Linked DNA regions of Homo sapiens: region 1 is linked to region 2. Evidence: read pairs that join two places in POLR2A ChIA-PET (ENCODE). Cell type or tissue: GM12878. All regions are shown on one strand. Links, peaks and the distances in the headings refer to the core of each region. The heading gives the core; the rest is flanking DNA.

Evidence for each region. ChIA-PET counts read pairs that join two places held together with the same protein. Peaks named below come from ENCODE experiments on the same cell type or tissue, not always from the same donor. Only the 100,000 strongest peaks of a DNase experiment are listed, where the experiment ranks them.
Region 1: POLR2A ChIA-PET joins it to region 2 with 7 read pairs; 2 of 35 experiments call an interaction of 5 or more read pairs at or near these places.

Annotation. Positions count from the first base shown.
Region 1 is chr16:14,008,694-14,014,064 of GRCh38, forward strand. It overlaps LINC02185 (long intergenic non-protein coding RNA 2185), which reads right to left. Exons shown (of 3, transcript NR_110909.1): 2 at 4,679-4,765; 3 at 583-1,104. It also overlaps a transcript of MRTFB not described here. Among named protein-coding and RNA genes, the nearest start is that of LINC02185, 4.6 kb to the right of the region's middle. In GM12878, for the core only: no CTCF peak of the experiment used is centred there; no DNase peak of the experiment used is centred there.
Region 2 is chr16:14,352,374-14,357,744 of GRCh38, forward strand. No RefSeq gene overlaps it. Among named protein-coding and RNA genes, the nearest start is that of LINC02130, 15 kb to the right of the region's middle. RefSeq lists enhancers at 909-1,438, 2,412-2,511, 4,828-4,877 and a silencer at 2,232-2,291. In GM12878, for the core only: no CTCF peak of the experiment used is centred there; DNase peaks (open chromatin) are centred at 2,548 and 5,013; H3K4me3 peaks cover 429 bases; H3K27ac peaks cover 2,903 bases.

The DNA.
Region 1 (5,371 bases), core at 324-5,323, 340 kb before region 2:
TGGTTTGTTAACTTCTGCAAAAAAGTTAGCTGGTATTTTGAAAGGATGGCATTGAATCTGTAGATCAATTTGAGAAGTTTTGCTATCTTAATATTAAACTTTTCCATCTATAAACATGGGATGTCTTTCCATTTATTTAGGTCTTCTTTAGTTTCTTTCAACAATGTTATATAGTTTTGCAATGTAAAAAGCCTCATACTTCTTTGGTTAAATGTATTCCTAAGTATTTCATTCTTTTTTAAAATTTTATGTATTTATTTATTTTCATTTAGAGACAGGGTCTCTCTCTCTGACACCCAGGCTGGAGTACAGTGGCCAGATCATAGCTCACTGCAGCCTCAATCTCCTGAGTTCAAGTGATCCTCCCACCTCAACCTCCTGAGTAACTAGGACTGCAGGCATGGCCACTACACCTGGCTAATTTTTTAAAATTTTTGGTAGAGATAGAGTCTTGCCGTGTTGCTCAGGTGGTCTCAAACTCCTGGGCTTGAGTGATCCTCCTTCCTCAGCCTCCCATAGTGCTGGGATTAACTGGCATGAGCCACCATGCCTGGCCTTATTTTTTATCCTTTTTGATGCTCTTGTGAATGAATTTTTCTTAATTTCGTTCTAAATTTTCTTCTTTTCAACATATAGAAGAACTACAGCTGGTTTTTGCATATTGATCTTGTATCCTGCAACCATACTAAACTTGTTTAGTCATTCAAATAGTTTTTGGTAGCTTCTTCATAATCTTCTATGTACAAGGTTATGACAACTGTCAAACAGAGACAGTTTTATTTCTTCCTTTCCAATCTGGATACCTCTTCTTTTCTCTTGCCTACTTGTTCTGCCTAGAATTTTCCAGAACAATGTTGAATAGCAGTGGCAGTAGTAGACATCCTTTTCTTGTTTCTGATTTTAGAGGGAAAGCTTTCAGTCTTTCACGATTAAGTGTGATGTTAGCTCTGGGTTTTTCATAGATGCCCTTTATCTGGTTGAGGAAGTTCCCTCCTATTCCTAGGATACTGAGTGTTTTTATTGTGAAGCATATGTTTTGCTCTTCTCCCCCCAACAACGTGAGTTTTATCCACGTGTCACTGTGGTTTGCAATGTCGACTTTCACTAAAGATGTTGTAGGGCAGATAAAGGAGAAGGTTAAATCACATATCACCCCTCTTCTCTAATTACATCTTCTTTATCTCTCTCAAGCTACCTAGCATTTGCCCCTGCCACGACTCCCCCTTCCACCCCTGCCCCAGGCAAACTCTCTCCTCTTTCATCCACTTGCTCACCAGAGGGCTTTTAGCAAAACAGAAACCCTCTTCCTTTTTCATCCATCTGGAGATAAATAAAGGAGAGTGGGAGTTCCAAAGAAGAATCCCTTCACTCTGCTTGGTGGGGAGAAGGTAGAACAGCAAATCTTCCTGAAGGAGGGTGTGTTTGAGCTTAGATTAGAAGCTGGGTAGGATGCTGCCAGGGAAGGAAGAAATAGCTTGAGCAAAGACATCTCAGGTTGTGCCCTGATGAAAGGGAATTTAGCCCCCAACAAGGTCCAGGCAGTTTAGCCTCAACAGTTCTTACAAGGATCTTCTATTCATATGATAATTACATGGAGTGGATCTCAGTAGACTTGCTATGATATGATTTATTTTCTTTTTTGAGACAGGATCTTGCTCTGTCACCCAGGCTGGGGTGCAATGGCAGGATCATGGCTCACTGCAGCCTCAACTTCAAGCAATCCCCCTGCCTCAGCTTCCCGAGTAGCTGGGGCCACAGGCTCAGGCTACCATAATTTTTTAATTTTTTGTAGAGATGGGGATTTGCCATGTTGCCCAGGCTGGTCTTGAACTCGTGGACTCAAGTGATCCTCCCACTTCAGCTTCCCACAGTGCTGGGATTACAGGTGCGTGCCACCATGCCTGGCTATTTTTATACAGATGAGGTCTCCCTATGTTGCCTAGGCTGGTCTCGAACTCCTGGGCTCAGGCAATCCTCCTGCCTCAGCCTCCCAAAATGCTGGGATTATAGGCATGAGCCACCATGCCTGGCCTTCATTTCTGACCTCTAGAGTTGCCTTGTCCAATATGGTAGGCATTAGCCACATGTGGCCATTCAAGTGTAAATTAAGTAAAATTAAATAGCATTAAACATTTACTTCCTATTTGCACTAGATACATCTCAATAGCCACATGTAGTTAGTGGTTACCGTATTGGATAGCACAGCTATAGAACATTTCTGTTACCACAGAAAGATCTATTGGACAGTGTATTCTAGTATTGGAGGGAAGAAAGCTGTAATGAAGATGACTGAGGGGTCTGAGCCAGACAGGTGGGCCCCAGGCATAAGGTGAAGATGGCCTGGCCTGGGCGTTAGTAGGCTGGGTGCCAGTTCTGGCTCTGCCACCCCTGTTCCTGTCACTTTTGGACAAATCTCTTCCCTTTTCTGGTTTTCCCATTGTTGAGAAAATGAAATTGTTGGGCGATGTCATCCCAGGAGCCCAGGCAATGATTGACAGATTCTGTGGTTGTTTAGCCAGAAAGGGATGTATTCAGCTGTTTCTTCCAGATGTAGAGAAAAGAGCCTTGGACTCAGGAAGAAAGCAGCTGGTTCTGGTGCTACCCAGCTGAGCCATCATGGGCAAGTCACTTCACCTCTCTGAACCCCATTTCCACATCTGTGAAAGTGGGTGAGAGGGTTTTGGGAGGATGAATTGAGAGGAGTTAAAGGAAAGCACTCTGAGAAAAGAAGAGGGATAACATGATGTGGCCAGGTCAGCTCAAGTGGGAAAGTTAGCATAAACAAAGCTAAATGGGTTTATTTGCTACAGGATTTCTCAGAACCCTTAATATGCTAATGTGCACTGTGAATCCCTAAGTATTTCCTAAATTAATAAGAGCACAGAATTCCTTTTAAAATAAAATTATTATTGCCAGGTGTGGTGGCTCACGCCTGTAATCCCAGCACTTTGGGAGGCTGAGGCGGGCAGATCACTTGAGGTCAGCCTGGCCAACATGGTGAAACCCCGTCTCTACTAAAAATACAAAAATTAGCTGGGCGTGGTGGTGGGCGCCTGTAATCCCAACTACTGGGGAGGCTGAAGCAGAAGAATCACTTGAACCCAGAAGGTGGAGGTTGCAGTGAGCCAAGATCATGCCACTGGACTCCAGCCTAAGCAACAGAGTGAGACTCCGTCTCACAAATAATAATAATAATTCTTGCAAGGAATGCTCACAGGCATTCGTTATTGTTACAGGGAACCCACTTGGGAATTGCCCTTGGACAGGGATAGAGCACTTTCCTTGGCCACAGCTTGGACTAATGGCTGTCACCCAGCATTGCCCCTGAAAAATGTCTGGTCTTAGGAAGAATTGGAAAGATCTGGGTTAGATGACATCATGGAGATGGCTTAGAGTGCAGGCAGCCTCCAGAGGAAAGTGGGAGGGAAAAGTGAAAATCTGGAGAAGGTGAGGGTGGCAGCGAGAACGTACTGTTTACTCAACGCAGGTGCAAACTACAGGGCAGGCAACGACCTTGACATTTTCTTTTTCTTTTTTTTCTTTTTTTTTTTTTGAGACAGAGTCTCGGGCAGGCAACAACCTTGACATTTTCTTTTTCTTTCTTTCTTTTTTTTTTTTTTTTTGAGACAGAGTCTCGCTCTGTCACCCAGGCTGGAGTGCAGTGGTGGAATCTCAGCTCACTGCAACCTCTGCCTCCCGGGTTCAAGCGATTCTCCTGCCTCAGCCTCCCAAGTAGCTGGGACTACAGGCACCTGCCACCACGCCTGGCTAATTTTTTGTATTTTTAGTAGAGATGGGGTTTCTCCGTGTTAGCCAGGATGGTCTCGATCTCCTGACCTCGAGATCTGCCCACCTTGGCCTCCCAAAGTGCTGGGATAACAGGCGTGAGCCACCGCGCCCGGCTGACCTTGACATTTTCATAGGCATCATTTCCCATCCTCAGGACAACTCTGAGAAGCAGATGGTGTCATACCCATTTCCCAGATGAGAAAATGGAAGCTCAGGGGGTTAAGCAATGTATGAACGTTTAACATGCAGTAAATGGTAGAACTGGGATTTGAACTCAGGGCTGCCTGAGTCCAAAGCCCATACTCTAACCCCTCTGCCTCAGGGTGCCTAAAATGTCATGGCCCTGGAGCTTTCAGCCTGTAGGGGATGAGAAGGCAAACCGCCTGTGGTTTGTAAATCTAATATTATCATCTGACTTTTTCCTGATATCTTAGTGAGGTCTTTTCAATGGAATAAGCTTAATACGTTATCCTCCCCCAGTCTTCCCAGTTTCCCATCAAATAAAGATGATTCAAGAGGCCCCAAATGCAGAGCTAAAATCAGCCTTTCATCCTTGCCACCTCCCACCTCTCACTCCTCTGGGAATTGCTAGGATTTAGGAGGCCAGTATTGAACTTGAGATTTCAAGAACTGTTTTTGAGTGGCTTACAGCTATGTCCTGAGCGCTCTGAGTGAAGGCAGAGGTGCTGGTTAGCAAGGTGGGAGGCAGAGATACCGAGCTCCCAGGCAGGGATGAGGGGCACAGCATGGAGCAGTGACTTCTGAGAGTGTTGTGTGTCTTCATGGATTGTGCAATCTCTATCCGGAAATTGATCAATTGCAATCAAAAGCAGTGGCACCAATTTATAATCTTTTAGAATCTAACTTCTTAAGGGTATTGAATCTTTACCTCTAAGGCAATCAGGTCCAGATGGCAAAGGGAAACCCTCTTGTCACCAGCTCTTGGGCATTTAAAAACAGCATGGCAGGTTGCGGCCTTGCAAGGAAAGAAGAGGGGAAAACATTGTAAATACTGTGTACCCTGACTGTGTTGGCTGCACTTGAAAACAGGCATCTTCATTTGCAGTTAATTAGATTAACTCAGCTGCGATTACGAATGGAATTCCTTGCTCCAGCAACAGCGAACGTTTGTTGAACATGTGTTGTAATCTTGCCTTTAAATACAACCACATGTATGACATATTTTGTTTTCTCTTGGCCATTGGACTGGAAAACTATTAATACAACATCTGCTTTGCTTTCTGATTGAATCAGGGGCAAAGAGCAGGTCTCTGTAGTGTCCTTCAGATTATGCCTGGGATATCAAGTTACAGCTGCTAACCACTTTCCCACTGCTTAAGAATCCAACCCTGAACGTGACTTTTCTATTGGAAACGCAGGTCTCACTCACTGGAGGACCAAATTACCTCCTGATCTTGCCTCCAGCATGTGAAGTCCACCCTCGCACCTCCCACGCCTGAACAACTCACTATTGTAACCCCTTGTTAGTTTTTTAAACGGTACTCAACCCCATTTCAAATCATTTTATTTTTCGCTTAGTCGTTTGTCTGTCTCCACCATGAAAATATTCCCTCCAGAAGGG
Region 2 (5,371 bases), core at 150-5,149:
GCTGAGGCAGGAGAATTGCTTGAACCCGGGAGGCAGAGGTTGCAATGAGCCGAGATTGCACCAGTGCACTCCAGTGTGGTGACAGAGTGAGACTCCGTCTCAAAATAAATAAATAGATAGATAAATAAATAAATAAATAAATAAAATAGTTTTCTTTTTCTTCTTCTTTTTTTTTTTTTTTTTTTTTTTTTGAGAGCGAGTCTCACTCTTGCCCAGGCTGGAGTACAGTGGCAAGATCTTGGGTCACTGCAACCTCTGCCTCCCGGGTTCAAGCAGTTCTCATGCCTCACCTCCCACGTAGCTGGGATCACAGGCACCCACCACCACGCCCGGCTAATTTTTTGTATTTTTAGTAGAGATGAGTTTTCACCATGTTGGCCAGGCTGGTCTAGAACTCCAGAGCTCAGGTGATTCACCTACTTCGGCCTCCAAAGTGCTGGGATTACAGGTGTGAGCCACCACGCCTGGCCTGTTCCCTTTTAAGAGTGAATAATATTCCACTGTATCACTCTACCATGTTTTCTTTATCCACTCATCAGCTTCTGGACATCTGAGTCGCTTCTGTATCTTGGCTATTGTGAGTAGTGCTGCAATGGATATGCAGATCTCTTTCTGAGGTCCTGAATTTGATTCTTTTGGATCCACACCCAGAAGTGGGACTGCTGGATCACGTGGTGGTTCTGTTTCACTTTTCGAGACAACTCCATGCTGTTTTCTATCGTGGCTACACCGTCTTACATTCATTCACACCACAGTGCACAAGGGTTCCTTTTTCTGCCCAACGTTGCCAACATTTGTTGCCTTCTGGGTTTTTATTTTTCATTATTTTTTTTGAGATGGAGTTTCCCTTTTGTCACCCAGGCTGGAGTGCAATGGCCCAATCTCGGCTCATGCAACCTCCGCCTTCTGGGTTCAAGCGATTCTCATGCCTCAGCCTCCTGAGTAGCTGGGATTACAGGTGTCCGCCACAATGCCCGGCTACTTTTTGTATTTTTAGTAGAGACAGGGTTTCACCATGTTGGCCGGGCTAGTCTTGAACTCCTGACCTAGTGACCCACCTGCCTCAGCCTCCCAAAGTGCTGAGATTACAGGCGTGAGCAACCGCGCCTGGCCACCTTCTGTTTGAGAATGGCCACCCTAATAGGTGTGAGGCCATAGCCTACTGTTCTTTGGATTTGCATTTCCCTGCTGAGTGGCGTCAAGCACCTTTTCATATGCCTCTTGACCATTCATTTGTCTTCTTTGGGGAAGAGTCTGCTCAGGTCCTTTGCCCATTTTTGGAGCTATTTGGTTTTTTGCTATTGGGTTGTAGGAGTTCTTTATATATTTTGGATATTAACCAACATATATACAGGGGAAGGTGGGGGAGGCAGGAGGGAGGGAGGGAGGGAAGGTGGGAGGGGAAAAGGCATGGCAGGGAAGGCAGGGAGGAAAGCAGGAGGGACAGAGGGGAGAGTAGTAGAAGGGGGAGGGAGAAAGGGAGAGGGAGGAAGGGGGAGGAAGGAAAGCAGGGGGAGGAAGAAGAGGAGGGAGAAAGTGGGGAGAGGAGGGGGAAAGTGGGGAGAGGAGGGGGAAAGGGGGGAGAGGAGGCAAAGAAAGGGGAGGAGGGGGAGGGAAAGAAAGGGGAGGAGGGGGAGGGAAGGAGGAAGGGGGAGGGGAATGAAAGCAAGGTGGGGGGCAGAGAGGGGAGGGGGAAGGGGAAGAAATGGGAGGAGGGGGAGGGGGAGGGGCAGAGGGAGGAGGGAAGGAGGAAAAGAGGGGGAGGGAAAGAGGAAAAGAGGGGGAGGGAAAGAGGAAAAGAGGGGGAGGGAAAGAGGAAAAGAGGGGGAAGAGGGGAGAGGTAGAGGGAGGAGGAGGAAGGGGGAGGGGGAAGGGGGAAGGAAAGGGGAAGGGGAGGGTAGGAGGGAGGACAGGGAAGGGGAAAGGGGAGGGGGAAGGGAGGAGGGGAGGGGGAAGGGAGGAGGGGAGGGGGAAGGGAGGAGGGGGAGTAGGGGGAGGAGGGAAGCGGAGGAGGGAGAGGAGGGAAGGGGAGGAGGGGGAGGAGGAGAGAGGGACGAGGAGAGGAGGGGAGGGGAGAGGGAGGAGGAGGGGCGGGGAGAGGGAGGAGGAGGGGAGGGGAGAGGGAGGAGGAGGGGAGGGGAGAGGGAGGAGGAGGAGAGAGGGAGGAGGAGGGGAGGGGAGAGGGAGGAGGAGGGGAGAAGGAGGAAGAGGGGAGGGGAGAGGGAGGAGGAGGCGGAGCGGAGAGGGAAGAGGAGGGGATGGGGGAGGGGAGGAGAGGAGGATGGGGAGGAGGGAAGGAGGGAGTAGTTTATTTCATTTACCCATCTGAGTAGCCCAAGGTTGGAACTGCATTCTGTTGATGGGGAAACGGAGCAGTTAAGTAACTTACCCAAGGTCACACAGCTGACAGGCTGAAACAAGATCCAGTGTGACACTCAAACCGAAACCGCTACACTCAAAACATGCTATGCTTTAATGATGTTACATTTTTCTAAGTTTAAGATTTTGAAAAGTTGTGCGTGTACATGCTCACCAAAAGGCAATGAACAAATCTGTGTCCTGCTCTCAACCCCAAGTCCCCTAACCACGAAGTTTCACTTCCACCTCCACAAGTAACATTTCACCATTCAGTGAGTAGCTGTAGTTTATGCAATGTAAGCTCACAGGAATATATTCTCACGTCCTCCCCTTTTTACACAAAGAGGTATACTTGCTTTGTGCATACTTGCTTTTCTTACCTAATAAAGCTTGGAAATGCTTCCTCCCTGGTTTTTCACAGCTGCATAGCATATGCGGTTATACAGATGGTGCCATTTATTTTTAACTAGTGCCCTACTGAAGGGGGTTTAGGTTGTTTCAATCTTTCGCTTTTACAATGTTGCAAAAAATAACCTCAGAGGTAAATAAGGTCTCACAAGCCCCAGTTTATCTGTAGGATTACTGCTGGGCTGCAGACCAGCTGGGACAGAGGATTTCTGCATTGGTAATTTGGACAGATATTGGCCAAGGAGACCAGGTTCATATACAACTCAGCCCAAATTCCAAAGCCAAGAGTGGGGGGGGGGGGCGGGGGGTTGGGTGGCAGCAGAGACCCAGGAGACACAAGGACACACATCCCCTCTCTATCTCCTCCAGTCCTGCCACCATCTCACCGCTGTCAGCTTCCTTTGAGCTTTCCTGTGATCACAGAACAGTGATGACCCCATGTCTTAAACGCACAAGATGAAATAGCACACAACCCTAACAAGTGAGGAAGACAGAAGGAAAAGGGCACCAAGATTCATTAAAAGGGGGCAAAGCGGGGCCGGGCGCAGCAGCTCACGCCTGTAATCTCAGTACTTTGGGAGGCTGAGGTGGGCAGATCATTTGAGGTCAGGAGTTTGAGACCAGCCTGGCCAACATGGTGAAATCCCATCTCTACTAAAAATACAAAAAGTAGCCGGGCATGGTGGCAGGCACCTGTAGTCCCAGATACTTGAGAGGCTGAGGCAAGAGAATCACTTCAGCCCAGGAGGCAGAGGTTGCAGTGAGCTGAGATGACACCACTGCACTCCAGCCTGGGTGACAAAGTGAGACTCCATCTCAAAAAAACAAAATAAATAAAAATTTAAATTTAAATTTAAAAAGTGGGGGAGCAAAACGGGAAAACATGCCAGAGAAGGGCAGCCCCCAGCATCCCTGTCCATCCCGCAGGGATGACAACATGGAACAGGGGAGGGTCTCAGACTTCCCCAAATAAACTGAGCCATGAACCGAGGACCCTGAGGCACCTGGGCCGCTCTCTGGGCATTCCCTAATCAGGAGGGTACTTGAGGCAGCCGGTCCCCTGTGCCAGAGCCCCGTGCATGGGGTTTCATGTGCATTATCCCAGCTAAGCCTCCTGGCCACCCATGAGGTCAGTCCTATTATTACCTCGCCCTCCGGAAGAGGACACAGGTGAGATTCCTGCTGGAGCCACACAAATCACTCCGCAGAAAGACAGTTTGGATAATCAGGACAACATATCATTAGCAGGACATTTGAAGCGGTGCGTAATCGTGCTAAAAATATTAATTTGGAAAGAATCTTGAGGCAGCCAAATTTCCATTCGAATCCTCACCTCCTTTTACAATAGTTTTGGGAGCAGGGAAGGATCTGAGAGGGAATGTGCCATCTCTAGCACTTTTTTAATGACATACATGTATTTTTTATTCCACAAAGTGAATGCAGGCTTATTGCAGACAACTTGGAACATAACGGAGAAAAATGAAATCCATAAACCTACCCCCCAGGGGAGGCCTCTGTTAACCCCATGGTAGGTCGGCTGTTTTCAGCATGTGTGTGCTTTAGAATACGTTGATTGAAATATAACATATGTGCAGAAAAATGCATGGATCATAAATGTATAGCTTGATGGAATTTTCGGGCAAAAACTCCCATGTAATAAGCATCTGGATCAAGAAACGGAACATATGAAAGTGTGTGTTTTTTTGTCTTTCAAATTAAAAAAGTTTTTTAGAAACAGGGTCTCACTCTGTGGCCCAGGCTGGAGTGCAGTGGCACGGGTATGGCTCACTGCAGCCTCCACCTCCTGGGCTCAAGTGATCCTCCTCCTTTAGCCTCCCAAGGAGCTGGGACTACAGGTGCACACCACCAAGCCTGGCTAATTTTTTAATTTTTTGTAGAGACAGGGTCTGGCTATGTTGCCTAGGCTGATTTCGAACCCCTGGACTCAAGAGGATCTCCTGCCTCGGCCTCCCAAAGTGCTGAGATTACAGGCGTGAGTCACTGCACCCAGCCACCAATGTGGTTTTTAAACAAAATCAGGGCCCTATGGTGTTGTGAGCCCAATTATATTCCCCAAAAAGATATGTTGAAATCCTCACCCCAGCTACCTGTGAGTGTACCCAGTGGGCCTGCTGGACAACTTGATTTCTGTCTTCTGGTCTACAGAGCTCTGAGAAAATCCATTTCTGGTGCTTTAAGCTGCCCTGTTTGTGGTGATTTTTTACAACACCCCTAGGAAACTGAAACGCGTGGGTACAGGCAGCTTAATATTTTTTCCTGATTATGAAAGTCACCAAGTTCACCTCTCACCTGGACACACGTACCAGCTCCTGGAGTGATCTAAGAATGTCATCTTGCACAGCCGGTGACTGCTGCAGACACATCAAATGATGTCAGCTCTGCACCATGCCCTGTGGCCTCGGGGACAGCGAGCAGACCATGGGTGTTGGGAAGGAGGGCCTGGGAGGGGGAACAAAGACCCCACTGACAGGAGCAGGGTAAGGGGCCTGGCTCCTGCTATTTCCTGGCCAGGCTGACCCAGTCCTGCCTCCCAGTCTTTGCCCCAGGCTCCTCCTCTGTCCATCACAGGTAGAGCCATTGCTCT